Linked DNA regions of Homo sapiens: region 1 is linked to region 2. A link is an interaction called in ENCODE POLR2A ChIA-PET data of the cell type or tissue named here. Cell type or tissue: A673. All regions are shown on one strand. Each heading gives the region's core, and the rest is flanking DNA. Links, peaks and the distances in the headings are about the cores only.

Region 1 (8,014 bases), core at 1,765-6,764, 210 kb after region 2:
CTCTGTTTTAATTTCTAATATGGAAAATATTGATAGATATAACCAATGTGAACAAAAAGTCTTTTTGGGTTCAACAATTTTTAAGTGCATAAGATGATTCTGAAGCCAAAGAGTTAGGGCACCACTGTCTCAGAAAAATAGTAGTACATTTTCCTAAAAATGTATATTGTTTAAATAATAAGAACAATAAGGGAGACTGCTGAGTCTCTATCTTCAATCATCTAAGGTTCTACAGGCTATTTCTAATGTTTTAAAAAATGTAACAGGTGGCTGGGCGTGGTGGCTCACGCCTGTAGTCCCAGCACTTTGGGAGGCCGAGGCGAGTGGATCACCTGAGGTCAGGAGTTTGAGACCAGCCTGGCCAACAGGGCAAAACCCTGTCTCTACTAAAAATAAAAAAGTTAGCTGGGCATGGTGGTGGGCGCCTGTAATCCCAGCTACTTGGGAGGCTGAGGCAGGAGAATCACTTGAACCTGGGAGGCGGAGGTTGCAGTGAGCTAAGATCCTGCCACTGCACTCCAGCCTGGGTGACAGAGTGAGACTCCATCTCAAAAAAAAAAAAGTAATAGGTGTTCCTGAAGGTATAGCGGGAAAGGTACCCAGAATGTAAAAATTCTTTGCTATTAGTTGGAATCAAATTAACTTAGTGGTTTCTTTTATGCTTATTATAAGCTGTTTGGCATTTGAGGGAAAAAAATAGAAAAACAAAACATTATTTAATAGTTCGTTAGGTAAAAATCTTTCCAACGTTTGACCGAGGATGGGGAAAAAAAATAAAAGCAAGAGTTTGTACGTTTGGTGTTATAAGAGTTAGGAATTAGATTCCTTTCTGACTCAGAATGTTTTGGGCATAGTTTTTAAATCAAAGCACCTCAGCTGATGGTTCCCAGTACTTGGGTTCTTTTAAAAAATGAGAGGTTTTGCCAGTTGGTCTGGGTGGAACCCAGAAATGATAGCTGCTTAAAAACTCTTCAAGTGTGATTCTACTGTGCAGTCAAAGTTAAGAATGACAGAGGAGTATTCTGGAATGAATTGAGAATCCTGTTTAAGTGACTTTTCTCTGAATTTTGGAAGTCATTTTAATAAACTATAGTAGTTTTTTATTTTATGTCATATTTTGTGTGTGTGTTTTTACTTTTTCATGGAATGTGGTATCTCAACATCGCTTTCAGGTTGGCAGGGATGGGATATATTATTATGACCCAGAAAGTCAATGTGATATAGCTTAAGTGCATGGGCTTTGTAATCAGTCAGACCTGGATTCTATTTCCAGCTCCATCAGCAACAAGTGGGGCTGTACTGGGAGCCTTACTCGACCCCACCTAACCTTAGTTTACCTATTTATAAAATGAGGAATAATATTAGGTCCTTATTAGTATTGTTGTGATAGCTGCATGATATGATACGTGTACCATGAAGAGCAAGTACGTTTAAAACAAACAATTGTGATTATTATTTCAGTTTGAAAGGTGAGTAACTTGAAACTCAGAAGTAACTTTTCCATTTTTTCACAAATATTTGGAGAAAATGTTTACTTTGAAGTAAGATTATGTTTTATTACTGTTAAATCATAGGGCATGATAAAAAGAAAATACTACATGTTGAGGCCCAAATACCTACATCTGCCTACTAGGCCTCAAATTCTAGGATTAGTTTGAGTTACATCAATAGCTTGTTTCCGTAACTTCTTAACAAACCCATGTCAATAGAAAAGTTAGTAATAAAGCAAAATTCTTAAAACTTGAATATTCCTTAATTTATAATAATAAAACTTTTATGTTTCTCTTATGAAGTAATATGTATTTGGGGACAGAGTTTAGAAAAGTGAGAAGAGTGTATCAGGACCCTATAGTATTTGCAAATACATATTTCTCTTTTTTCACTGAACATTCTACTTGGAACATTTCCTAAAAAAATGTTAATTTGGCCGGGTGCAGTGCCTCACACCTGTAATCCCAGCACTTTGGGAGGCTAAAGTGGGCAGATCACAAGGTCAAGAGATGTAGACCATCCTGGCCAACATGGTAAAACCCTGTCTCTATTAAAAATACGAAAATTAGCTGGGCATGGTGGTGTGCACCTGTAGTCCCGGCTACTCGGGAGGCTGAGGCAGGAGAATTGCTTGAACCCAGGAGGTGGAGGTTGCAGTGAGCCAAGATCACACCACTGCACTCCAGCCTGGTGACAGAGTGAGACTCCGTCTCAAAAAAAAAAAAAAAGTTAATTTTTGCACAATAGTTTTATCAGTTTAATCATTTCTCCATTGTTAGACATACAGGTTATAATTGTTTTTCTGTTATAACTAATTTTCCCTTAAACATTTTTATTTCATTACCATAAATTCTTAAAAATGGAATAATTAGATAAAAGGGGGTGAACCGGCTGGGCATAGTGGCTTACCCCTGTAATCCCAGCACTTTGGGAGGCCAAGGCAGGTGGATCACCTGAGGTCAGAAGTTCAAGACCAGCCTGACCAATCTGATGAAACCCTGTCTCTACTAAAAATATGAAAATTACCTGGGTGTGGTGGCATGAGCCTGTAGTCCCAGCTACTCAGGAGGCTGAGACAGGAGAGTCAGTTGAACCCAGGAGGCAGAGGTTGCAGTGAGCGGAGATCAGGCCATCACACTCCAGCCTGGGCAACAAAAGTGAAACTCCATTTCACACACACACACACACACACACAAAGGAAGTGAACCTTTTAAAGCCTTCAGTAGCTACTGCCAAAGCTTTTATGCAGAAAAATTATACTAAAATATAAGCTCTACTTTGCCAATAATGAATGTTATCATTGCTTTTTAACTCAAACTAATATTAGACACAGAAAAAATAGTACAAACAGTTCCCATATACCCCTTACCCAGTTTCCCTTTATTTTAACATCTTATCACAACTGGGTAATTAACATTAACCCAACTATAGACTTTACTGGAATTTCATCAGTTTTCCCATTAATGTTCTTTTTCCTGCCCAGTATCCTATTCAGGATACTTGCAGTTACTTCTTTTTAATTTCCTCGTATTTTCTAGTTATTCATTCTTTCTTTGTCTTCCATGAACTTGACACTTTTAAGAGTAGTGGCTAATTAATTTATTTTGTAGTAGATATTATGGTAACATGCCAATTCATTAGTTAAATGTTGCTGTTGTTTTTATTTGCATTTCTTTGGCTGGTAATTTGGAAAAAAGGTATTTCGTATATGTTGTTCATTAGTATTTGACTTCTGAATTCTCTCAGTTTATGTCCTTTGCCCATATTTTTCCTAAAGTGATAGCCTTTTTTCCTTTAATTTTTAATCATTGTTAATCCGCTTGTTATGTATTATGACATGTAGAATGGTCCAAAAGTCACTCTGAGAGCTTACCGTCCACAATGAGTATCTTTTAGAAGTATTAATGGTATTGGAGTATACTTGTGTGTGTGTGTGTGTGTGTGTGTGTGTGTGTGTGTGTGTGTGTATGTGTCATTATATTTAATGTATAATAATATCGGAGTGTATGTCCCTAAATTATATTGACCATATTTTTCATAATTATGTACACCATGTATGTATGCTCATATATAACTTTATACTGCTTTATACTTGAGCCCATTATCATTCATCTCATACTTTTCACTCCTCTCTTCTTAAGATCTTCCTTTTAGTTTGGACCACCCTTTCTCCTGATGGAAGGGCTAAAACTTCCTTTGAGTCCCGAGGCCTCCAGGAGCAGGACAGCTGGCCCCAATTATTCCCATAAACAACTTCTGTTCTAAACCCTGTCTGCCTGGCATTCTTATTTGTTCACTCTACTGACCGGTTTGCTTTCATATTTGCCTGATAAGACAGAAGATTCCTGGCCTAGCGTGGCTTTCTATGGGATGATGGAAAGTGTGTGGGGCCCATTTTTTCTCTTTCTGACACATAGCTTATACATTTCTCCAATAAAGATGATTTCAAAATTCACATTATGTGATATATTCATCCTTAACACTGATGCACAATACTGCAGATTGATTCCGTTTGTTTGCCCTGATATCTCAGATGTGAGGTTTTTAGAAGCATAGAAGCTTTTAATTTTTTTGGTCATGTAAATATGGTTTTTTTTTTCTCCTTGCTTTTGCCCAAAGATTTTGCTAAGTTCTATTTTTTGTCCTTTAATGGGGATACTGAATCTTTAGAAGTCATCTAAAGTGTATCAATCTTACTGATATATAAGTTGATTTATGTTTCTTTTACCTTGAAGAAGTTGAACTAAGAATATGCCCCCCATTTTAGTTTTCTAGTCAGCAGTAAACCAGCTCTAAGTAATAGCTTGCTTTCAGTTTCAGTAGATGATAATTTTGGCAAAGTAGCAATTATCTTTGTGTTTTTAACTTATTAATAATTGAGTTATCAAAGGGTTTCCTTAGAATATTGGGCATACAATTTACTTTTATAAATGTCTATGAAATAAAATTCTTATATAATTATATAAAATTACATAATATATAATTATATTGAAATAATTATAACTGTTGAATAAATGTATTATTTTTCCTTTGAACTATTTAACAGGGTTATATAACAAACTCATCACGAGTTGTGTCTAATAAGTCATCAGAGTTACTGTTTGACTTGACCCAGGATACAGGATTATCACATTACCAAGGGGGACCAACACTTTCTATGGCAGGTTGGTTTTAGTATTTTTTTCATAAAGGTTATAGAAAGAAACTTGATGAATATGCATATGAGATTGACTTTCTGTTTTGAAGTCCCTACCCTTGTGTGAAGTTTTTCATATATTGTAAGGTGGAACGTCACTAGTACTTGAATACCTTATGTGGGTAATTTTCTGTAAAATCCTATTTAATGACAGAATATTTTATTTCTTCCTATTAAGTAAGCTAACCAACTTTGAACTAATTCTCACTTGGAGCTAACCATAGCTGAGAAATATTAAAATAATTTCTGTGAGTTAGAGAACTTCTCAGGTAGCCTGAATACTCTGTTTAAAAAAGTATTAATTAGTTTCTATGGACACTAGTGTGAAAAATATATGGCTATAGTTGATTTCTTAATTAGTTTAATGTCTTTCTATTCTAATTGTTTCAGCGTGATAGTTCAATATGATTATAAAGTGCTATTATAAACTCCCAACAATAAATAAATAGTGATTTGTACATAGTAAGTACTCATGAAATGTACATTGAAGGATTAGTGAACTTTCCCTGTTGAGGAACATTTAAAGTTCTTTGATTGTATACTGTAACAAAGTTCTTCATTAATCTAAAATAAATTAGTGTACTATAAAATAATTTTATCTAATTGAAAATTCCCTGTAATCAAGGCAGTTACTCTTTGTATCTTAGCAATTTGTATCTATTCAAATATTTGACTAAACAGACGTATACATGATTTTTTGGAATTTTTAGATTTACTAGCAAATCAGTGCGGAGAATTTACCAAACCCTCTCCCAGTTTTTTTTTAATAGTAATACTTTTATTATAAACTTAAACTGTTTTTCCAATTTTTTAATACTTGATTTGATATTCACCTCTCTGGGTGTCACTTACGTATTTAGTAACAATCTGGTTTGTGAAATAGGTAAGAACCAAAAGAAACAGGGAGAAAAAAATAGTTGTCTTAAGTCTGGTTTCATAAAGCATGTAGATTTATTCATAGAAAAAGTCTAAATTCTTGAAACTTCTTGGGAATAAAGAGAAATAATGACTCCTATTCTTTCTGTATAAGTGTTCTACTTCAGTGAGTGGGACTTTAGCCTGAGCAGTAAGTGGGATGATTTGATCCTCTATTCTTAAGATTTTTGTAGTCTCTATTAAGTTACCTAACCACTTTGGTTTTCTCATATTGTTAAAAGGGAGATTTTAATTTTTTTTGTAGAATGCATTCATTCTTCACATCTGGAACCATTCATTTGGACATGTAACTTTAATTCTTGCTCTACTTAGGGATTTTTTATGTCCAAATCCAAGTGAAATGTGAGAATACATTATAAGCTTTAAAAGACTTGACAATACAGTTATTCTGAATGATAATTATGAATGATATGTGCCACATGTTCAGTAACATGATTAACACACTACCATCTAGGGAGATTATGGGGGTTTGGAGAAAACTGGATTTGAGCTAAATCTTGAATGAGAATAGGATTTTTACCAGCAGAGAGAGAGCTGTTGAGGGTAGGGAGCAACACAAGCCAAACACAGCAGAGAAATAAGTTAAAGCATCAAAATTTAAAACAAATACAGAGTGATTTTATTTAATCTTGAGATTTCTTGTTTTAAAAATTCTTAAAGCAGTCTGTTTCTACTGTCCAGCCTCCTATATAATCAGATGCTTAATTCAGAATTCCAGCATTCATTGGTTTTTCAGGTAACTTAAACATCTCACAAGAATGTGAATGTGATTATACAGAATTTTTCCAATGTACCTACAGTATATCTATCAGTAATCGAGTATTTTGAAGATGGAAAAAAATCATTTTTATGTTATCTGAAAAGGATGAAAGAGAGAAGCCAAGTAGTATAATACTCTTATTTTGCTGTAATGTTTGCCCTTATTAAAAAGCTGACAGGTTAATCTATTATTATATTTTTCCCCTCTGAGGTAAGTTAAATATAAAATATTTTGTTAGTAATGATAATATCTGTAATTTATTACTGAGTGCTTTCTGTGTACCAAATGTTTTGTTGGGTGCCTTAAGTACATTATCTTATTTGGTCCTTAAAGCAGCTCTGTAAACTTGTAACTTATTTTATAAAAAAGCAAACTGAGGCTTAGAGAAATTAAGCTAACATAACTAGACTAGAGAGTGACAAGTTAACATAACTAGAGAGTGACAAGTTAACTAGTTAACATAACTAGAGAGTAACATTAACATAACTAGAGAGTGACAAGGTGTGGATTTGAACTTATCTGACTTTAAAACCTGGAATACTTCTAATATAGTTACCGTACCATTTCTACTTTTAATGTACAATTGTGAGGATTAAAATATGATGTACAGATTTAGAATCTCTTTTACAAAGTACAGTTGTATGTTATTTTCAAAAAAAAACTTTTCCGAGCCTTTTTATAGCCTGGATATCCTCATTTCTCTTGAGAATGCATTAAATAAAACTAAAATCCTTCAGCCTTAACAAAATGGTTTTCAAATGGGAAAGTATTTTTAGGAATGAAATCCTTATATAAAAATTTTATGCAAAATTTAAATAAAAGAAAAAAGAGTTCCTCTGTTAAACATGCTCAATATATTCTCTAAAACAAACCCATTAATTTCTGGGGAACATAGTGTGAAAATCATTATACTTACTACTTCCATTATGTGTGAAAATCATTATACTCACTACTTCCATTATGTGTCCTTTGTTTTTTTATTTTTTTTGAGACAGAGTCTTGCTCTGTTGCCCAGGCTGGAGTGCAGTGGCGCGATCTCGGCTCACTGCAAGCACCGCCTCCCAGGTTCATGCCATTCTCCTGCCTCAGCCTCCCGAGTAGCTGGGACTACAGGTGCCCGTCACCACGCCAGGCTAATTTTTTGTATTTTTAGTAGAGATGGGGTTTCACCATGTTTGCCAGGCTGGTCTCTATCTCCTGACCTCGTGATCTGTCTGCCTCAGCCTCCCAAAGTGCTGGGATTACAGGCGTGAGCCACCGTGCCTGGCCTATGTGTCCTTTCATATAAATGAATGAAGTGTTATCATTCAAGATTAGTTATTTCCACTTTCTGCGTAGCGATGAATGGGTAATACCACTCAAAGCCATGAGTAGACCGCTCTTACCTACTCTTCAGTTTGTTAGGTAGGAAAGAACTAAATTTCCATTAGACATTTTAAGTTGTTAAATTGAAAAAAGCATCTTAAGAGTATCTCTAAATTTTTGAAACAGGTAATTGTTGTTTTTTTACAAACTCTAGTGTACTCAATGCACTTAAGCATCTAAAGATAATTCATTTGTCAGAACTTATTCATAGTATACTTTTTTTTTTGGCTTGGAATATTGGTCTGGCTCCCTTTGTGATAGCTATT
Region 2 (8,014 bases), core at 1,874-6,873:
TGCCAGTGCAATGTTCTTAAAACCTGACTCTTTTAGTCAATATGTCTAAGTGGGTTCATTGTTTATTCTGTCAATCAAATAGAAACAAAGATCTAGACACAGTAGACAGTTCAAAAGATTTACATTTTAAGACAAAGTACATAACAGAATATTCATTAAAGACAGCTTTAAAATAGTTAATGTGAGTACCCATCAAGGATATGCAAGTAAAATGAGATCCCATGTTACAACTGCCAAATTAGCATGGATATTTTAAAAAGCATGATGATCAATGCCGGTGAATATGCAGCTATAGGCACCCATAAACACTGCTGGATTGAATGTAGATTAGGAATTAGTAAATTAATAATTAGCCAAAACCACTATGGAAAGCAACTATTCAGTATATCTCAAGAGCCTTCTAAATGCTCATACTCTCGACCTAGTGATTCTACTTACAAAAAATTTCTACTTTCAGGAAAATAGGGGAAAAGTTTTATTTGTAAAGAAAAGCATTATGTTTATAAGATTTAAAAATAGATATCCAGTGAGGAGGAATTAATAACATATTATGGTAGATCAAGAGAATTTTCAAATCTATGGCATTTTTTTAACCGTGTTTTTTTTAATGAAATTTAGAAAGTTTTTCCTACAATTGGAAAAGGCTTATATCGATGTTACGGAGAAAAAAGTAGGCTATGAAACCATAAAAGCATAATCTCTTTCTGAACTTACTCTTTCTTACATTTGATAGTAAAATTCAGTTTCTCTGATTTAACCAACCAGTGATTCTCTGAAACACTCTGAAATTTACCCTTTGGTTTTTCCCCTTCCTGGTTTCCTTTGCCAGCCCTTCTCTATACTCTTAGTCCAGTGCTTAATTTCCCTTTTAGCCAAATAATACAGTTTTCTTAGAAATGTAGCTTCATTGCATTCATTTGTTGAATCAAAAGTTCTCTGATTTGTTTTGCCATCCTTGCCTTAGTGTTAATCTGCCAAACAGGCATGTAAAATGTAAATAATGTTTCTTACACCTGTATTTTTTTTGTTTTTTCTTGTTTGTTTGTTTGTTTCTCTTGAGACAGAGTCTCACTCTTTTGCCCAAATTAGAGTGCAATGACACGATCTCGACTCACTGCAATCTCTGCCTCCTGAGTTCAAGCAAGTCTCCTGCCTCAGCCTCCTAAATAGCCAGGATTACAGGCATGTGCCACCACGCCCAGCTAATGTTTTTTTTTTTTTTTGATGTCTTTATTAAAGCAGAACTTTCTTTTTTTTTTTTATTATACTTTAAGTTCTAGGGTACATGTGCACAACGTGCAGGTTTGTTACATATGTATACATGTGCTATGTTGGTGTGCTGCACCCATTAACTCATCATTTACATTAGGTATATCTCCTAATGCTATCCCTCCCCACTCCCCCAGCCCCACGACAGGTCCCGGTGAGCGATGTTCACCTTCCTGTGTCCAAGTGTTCTCATTGTTCAATTCCCATCTATGAGTGAGAACATGTGGTGTTTGTTTTTTTGTCCTTGTGATAGTTTGCTGAGAATGATGGATTCCAGCTTCATCCATGTCCCTACAAAGGACATGAACTCATCATTTTTTATGGCTGCATAGTATTCCATGTTGTATATGTGCCACATTTTCTTAATGCAATCTATCATTGATGGACATTTGGGTTGGTTCCAAGTCTTTGCTATTGTGAATAGTGCCACAATAAACATACGTGTGCATATGTCTTTATAGCAGCATGATTTATAATCCTTTGGGTATATACCCAGTGGTGGGATGGCTGGGTCAAATGGTATTTCTAGTACTAGATCCTTGAGGAATCACCATGCCGTCTTCCACAATGGTTGAACTAGTTTACAGTCCCACCAACAGTGTAAAAGTGTTCCTATTTCTCCACATCCTCTCCAGCACCTGTTATTTCCTGACTTTTTAATGATTGCCATTCTAACTGGTGTGAGATGGTATCTCCTTGTGGTTTTGATTTGCATTTCTCTGATGGCCAGTCATGATGAGCATTTTTTCATGTGTCTGTTGGCTGCGTCAATGTCTTCTTTTGAGAAGTGTCTGTTCATATCCTTCGCCCACTTTTTGATGGGGTTGTTTGTTTTTTTCTTGTAAATTTGTTTGAGTTCTTTGTAGATTCTGGATATTAGCCCTTTGTCAGATGGGTAGATTGCAAAAATTTTCTCCCATTCTGTAGGTTGCCTATTCACTCTGATGGTAGTTTCTTTTGCTGTGCAGAAGCTCTTTAGTTTAATTAGATCCCATTTGTCAATTTTGGCTTTTGTTGCCATTGCTTTTGGTGTTTTAGACATGAAGTGCTTGCCCATGCCTATATCCTGAATGGTATTGCCTAGGTTTTCTTCTAGGGTTTTTATGGTTTTAGGTCTAACATTTAAGTCTTTAATTTATCTTGAATTAATTTTTGTATAAGGTGTAAGGAAGGGATCCAGTTTCAGCTTCCTACCCATGGCTAGCCAGTTTTCCCAGCACCATTTATTAAATAGTGAATCCTTTCCCCATTTCTTGTTTTTCTCAGGTTTGTCAAAGATCAGATGGTTGTAGATGTGTGGTATTATTTCTGAGGCCTCTATTCTGTTCCATTGGTCTATATCTCTGTTTTGGTACCAGTACCATGCTGTTTTGGTTACTGTAGCCTTGTAGTATAGTTTGAAGTCAGGAAGCGTGATGCCTCCAGCTTTGTTCTTTTGACTTAGGATTGTCTCAGCTATGCGGGCTCTTTTTCGGTTCCATATGAACTTTAAAGTGGTTTTTTCCAATTCTGTGAAGAAAGTCATTGGTAGCTTGATGAGGATGGCATTGAATCTATAAATTACCTTGGGCAGTGTGGCCATTTTCATGATATTGATTCTTCCTATGAACATCGATGCAAAAATCCATAATAAAATACTGGCAAACCGAATCCAGCAGCACATCAAAAAGCTTATCCACTGTAATCAAGTGGGCTTCATCCCTGGAACGCAAGGCTAGTTCAACATATGCAAATCAATAAACGTAATCCAGCATATAAACAGCACCAAAGACAAAAACCGCATGATTATCTCAACAGATGCAGCATAGGCCTTTGACAAAATTAATAGCCCTTCATGCTAAAAACTCTCAATAAATTACGTGTTGATGAGACATATCTCAAAATAATAAGAGCTATCTATGACAAACCCACACCCAATATCATACTGAATGGGCAAAAACTGGAAGCATTCCCTTTGAAAACTGGCACAAGATAGGGATGCCCTCTCTCACCACTCCTATTCAACATAGTGTTGGAAGTTTTGGCCAGGGCAATCAGGCAGGAAAAAGAAATAAAGGGTATTCAATTAGGAAAAGAGGAAGTCAAATTGTCCCTGTTTGCAGATGACATGATTGTATATTTAGAAAACCCCATCGTCTCAGCCCAAAATCTCCTTAAGCTGATAAGCAACTTCAGCAAAGTCTCAGGATACAAAATCAATGTGCAAAAATCACAAGAATTCTTATACACCAATAACAGACAGAGAGCCAAATCATGAGTGAACTCCCATTCACAACTGCTTCAAAGAGAATAAAATACCTAGGAATCCAACTTACAAGGGATGTGAAGGACCTCTTCAAGGAGAACTGCATACCACTGCTCAATGAAATAAAAGAGGACACAAACAAATGAAGAACATTCCATGCTCATGTTTTGTATTTTTTTTAGTAGAGATGGGGTTTTGCCATGTTGGCCAAGATGGTCTCAAATTCCTGACCTCAGATGATCCACCTGCCTCGGCCTCCCAAAGTGCTGGGATTACAGGTGTGAGCCACCACACCAAGCCTGCACCTGTATTTTTTAAAAATCTTGTATACATAAATAATTTTGTTTATCCTTCATAAATTAATTGTCCCTTTAGATTTAATGTTTGTTGGATTTCTGAATCCTAAAATGATGTCCCTTTATATTAAAAATGGAAAAATACAGAAATGTAAAAAACTGAAATAAAATTTCATATAGTTCCACTGCATAAAGACAACTTCTAGTAGTTGAGAAAATTTTTTTCTGGTCTTCATTATTTGTCAAGGTTAAAGAGTTGAAAATAACTGGATCTTGTGCCTCTTAAAATCTATTTTCCCTAAATAAAAAAGAAGAAAGAAATAAGAATAAGAAAGAATGTAAATTTCATTTATAATATCATCGTAAGGAGACAACCTAAAGATTTTTTGGTGTGTTTCCTCTCTTTTCTAATCTTTGTTTATGTACATGCATGTGTATACATACATAATATATATTACAAACTTAAGATTATGCTCTCAATACAAGTTTATAAACTCATTATTTTAGGAAAATTTTCAAACACATAAAAAAGTAGAAAGAACAGTATAATGAACCCCTTTGAAACTCCACCCAGCTTCAACATTTATTGAAACATTTCTACCTCCAGATTAATTTGAAACAAACATCAAATTATTTCATTCACAAATGTTTCTTCATTTACATCTAAAAGATAAGGACACTTGTAAAAAATATAATGACAATATCATTGTAACATCTCACAGTTTTCATTTAAATGTTTTAATATCGTCAAGTATTCAGTGTTCGGATTTCTCCCAATTGTCTCATGTTTATTATAGTTAATTTGTTCAAAATTGAGATCCAAATAAAGTCCACATGTTGTATTATTTGATATGTGTCTTAAGCCTCTTAATCTTTTGCTTCTCCCTCCTTCTCTTTTATTGGATTTGTTGAGGCAAAATTGAGTTGTTTGTCCTATAGGACTTTCCATAGTGTGAATTCCTTCCTTCCTTCCTTCCTTCCTTCCTTCCTCCCTCCCTCCTTCTTTATTCCTTCCTTCCTTCCTTTCTTTCTTTCTTTTTCTGTTTTTGAAACAGGGTCTTGTTCTGTCACCCTAGCTGGAGTGCAGTGGTGCAATCAGGGCTCAATGTAGCCTCGACCTCCTGGGCTCAAGCAATCCTCCCACTTCAGCCTCCCAAGTAGCTGGGACTATAGACACAAGCCACCACGCCTGGGTAATTTTTTTTTTATTTGTACAGATCAGGTCTGATTATGTTTTCCAGGCTGATCTTGAACTTCCGGGCACAAGCAATCCTCCAATCTCAGCCTCCCAAAATGCTGGGATTATAGGTGTAAGCCATCACGACTGGCCTATAGTGTAAATTTTCTAATTGTAACTCCTTTAGTGTTATTTAATATGTTTCTTTATCTTCTGTATTTTGTTATTATTTAGGTATATAGGCTTGATCAAATTCTAGTTTGATTTTTGGCAAGAATATTTGATATGTGATAATGTAGGAGACATATGTCTGCTTGTTAATCTTTTTGTAAAGTTAGTCATCATTAATGATCATTCCCTAGCTGCATTATTTCACTAGGGGTTACAATATGATGACACTCTATCATTTCTACATCAATTATTAGCTGAAATATTCTGTAAAGAGAAACCTCCTATCATCAACTATTGGGTTACCCTGAGGTACAATTTATATATGAGAAATGAACTAGATGCTTGATTCATTCTCTGTATTTACCAGTTTTTTAAATAATAAGTTGGTTTCCTTGTATCTTCCAAAGGTACCAACAGAGGTTTTTTTGTCTTAGAGTATCAATCTGAGCTGACTAAAACATATTTACCATGCATCTATCCATTACGGATGGAATTCATGCTCAAGCTCTTCCTCACCTCTTTGATCGATGGAAGCATCTTCAGGTTTATTCCTGAGTCTCTTTTGACATGACTTAGAAGTCTTTTATACTTACCTTCTGATGTGACAGGGAACCCAGCAAAAGTTTATTTTGTTTGTTTGTTTTTGAGACAGGGTCTCACTCTGTCCCCCAGGCTGGAGTGCAGTCGTGCCATCATGGCTCACTGCAGCTTCAACTTGCTAGGCTCAAGTTATCCTCCCACTTCGGCCTCCCAAAGGGCTGGGATTACAGGTGTGAGCCACCATGCCCAGCCAAAAATGTTATTTTTAATGGCTGCATCGTAAGCCTATACTATTATTTATTTAATAAGTCCACTGTTCGGGGGAAGGGGCTTTATATAATTTCTAATGGTTCTCTACTATAAATACAGTGATGCACCACATAGTGACATTTTGGTCAATGGTGGGTTGCATATATGATGGTAGTCCCATAAGATGATAATGGAGCTGACAATTTTCTATCATCTAGTGATGTAACTGTTCTAATGTCTTTGCACAATGCATTACCTTTTCTATGTTTAGATACACAAATAATTACCATTATATTCCAGCTGCATATAGTATTCAGTATAGTAACATACTATACAGGTTTATAGCCTAGGAGTAATAGGCTATAACACATACCCTAGGTGTGTAGTAGGCTATACCATCTAGGTTTGTGTAAGTGCACTCTATGATGATTGCACAGTGATAAAATCACCTAATAATGCATTTCTCAGAACTTATACTATCGTTAAGTAACACATAGCTATACTTAGCTGTTTTATAGAAATAGTGTGCGTAGGTGACTGAAAATGTACTCATAAATGTTTTCTCTATTATTATTTAATGTTTAAAGAAAGGCTAGCCGGGCGTGGTGGCTCACGCCTGTAATCCCAGCACTTGGGGAGGCCGAGGCGGGTGGATCACTTGAGGTCAGGAGTTCGAGACCACCCTGGCCAACATGGTGAAACCCCATCTCTACTAAAAACACAAAAATTAGATGGGTGTGGTGCTGCGTGCCTGTAATCCTGCTACTTGGGAGGCTTGAACCTGGGAGGCGGAGGATGCAGTGAGCTGAGATCATGCCACTGCACTCCAGCCTGGTTAACAGAGTGAGACTCTATCTCAAAAAAAAAAAAAAAAGTAAGACTAGTTAACTAGCTTGTTTGTGGTCTGGCCTATAGGCCAGGGTACATCATTCAGTCATCACAGATATCTACCTCTAGGGTGGGGCTTGCAAACAATGAATTAAAAAGTGGAAGCAAATGTGATATAAAAACTCTGGGAGAGGGGGGCAAATACATGTTTAGGTTTCCAACACCCATTAGTCCCAGAGAATATTCTGCTTCTTAGAACTGTAATCCCTCTCACAGTCCCTGGACATTTCATTGCTCACCAACAGGATAAGATAAGCCTTGGTGGGAGTATGATAGATGGAAAATTTTTATTGGTAAACTCTATTGGAGGTGGCTCACTGATAACTACACAACAGGTTATAAAAGGAAAGTCAATGTCTCTCAACTACCCAAAATTGCCTATTGGCCGGTTGGAAATAACTGGACTTGCTAAATGTTAAAATGAATTAAGCCGTCTTACAAATACATGCAATTGGCATACATTTATTTTATTTTACTTTGGAGACATTCTCACTCTGTTGTCTAGGCCGGAGTGCAGTGGCATGATCTCGGCTCACTGCAGCCTCCACCTCCTGGGCTCAAGTGATGGTCCTGCCCCAGCCCCCCAAGTAGCTGGGACTGTAGGCACACATCACCACGCCTGGCTAATTTGTTTGTATTATTTGTAGAGACAGGGTTTCACCATGTTGTCCAGGCTGGTCTCCTGAGCTTGAGCGATTGGCCCACCTCAGCCTCCCGAAGTGTTAGGATTACAGGCATGAGCCACTGCACCTGGCTACATTTTAAAGTACTAAAAGTTTTCTTTGATTTCTGAATGTGATACTTCTAATTCTGATTGACATATACAATCTGCCTCTTTCCCAGAATGTTTGAAAGCTATTTTTCTAAAATTCTTGGGCATAGGCAGCAACTCTTTTCTTTTTTTTAAGTTTAATTTTATTTTAGGTTCTGGGATACATGTACAGGACATGCATAGGCATGTTTGATACATAGGCAAACTTGTGCCATGATGGTTTTCTGCATCTATCAACCCATCACCTAGGGATTAAGCCCCACATGCATTAGCTGTTTATCCTGAGGCTCTCCCTCCCCCCGCTCCCCTACCCCCGACTGGCCCCAGTCGTGTTGTTCCCCTCCCTCTGTCCATGTGTTCTCATTATTCACCTCCCACTTATAAGTGAGAACATACTATGTTTGGTT

Evidence for each region. Peaks named below come from ENCODE experiments on the same cell type or tissue, not always from the same donor. Only the 100,000 strongest peaks of a DNase experiment are listed, where the experiment ranks them.
Region 1: POLR2A ChIA-PET joins it to region 2 with 6 read pairs; 4 of 35 experiments call an interaction of 5 or more read pairs at or near these places.

The regions. Positions count from the first base shown.
Region 1 is chr15:56,689,739-56,697,752 of GRCh38, reverse strand. ZNF280D (zinc finger protein 280D) reads left to right here. Exons shown (of 22, transcript NM_017661.4): 7 at 4,538-4,655. Among named protein-coding and RNA genes, the nearest start is that of ZNF280D, 40 kb to the left of the region's middle. In A673, for the core only: no CTCF peak of the experiment used is centred there; no DNase peak of the experiment used is centred there.
Region 2 is chr15:56,898,916-56,906,929 of GRCh38, reverse strand. The region is part of intron 2 of TCF12-DT (TCF12 divergent transcript); the gene reads left to right. Among named protein-coding and RNA genes, the nearest start is that of TCF12-DT, 16 kb to the left of the region's middle. In A673, for the core only: no CTCF peak of the experiment used is centred there; a DNase peak (open chromatin) is centred at 4,799; H3K27ac peaks cover 2,282 bases.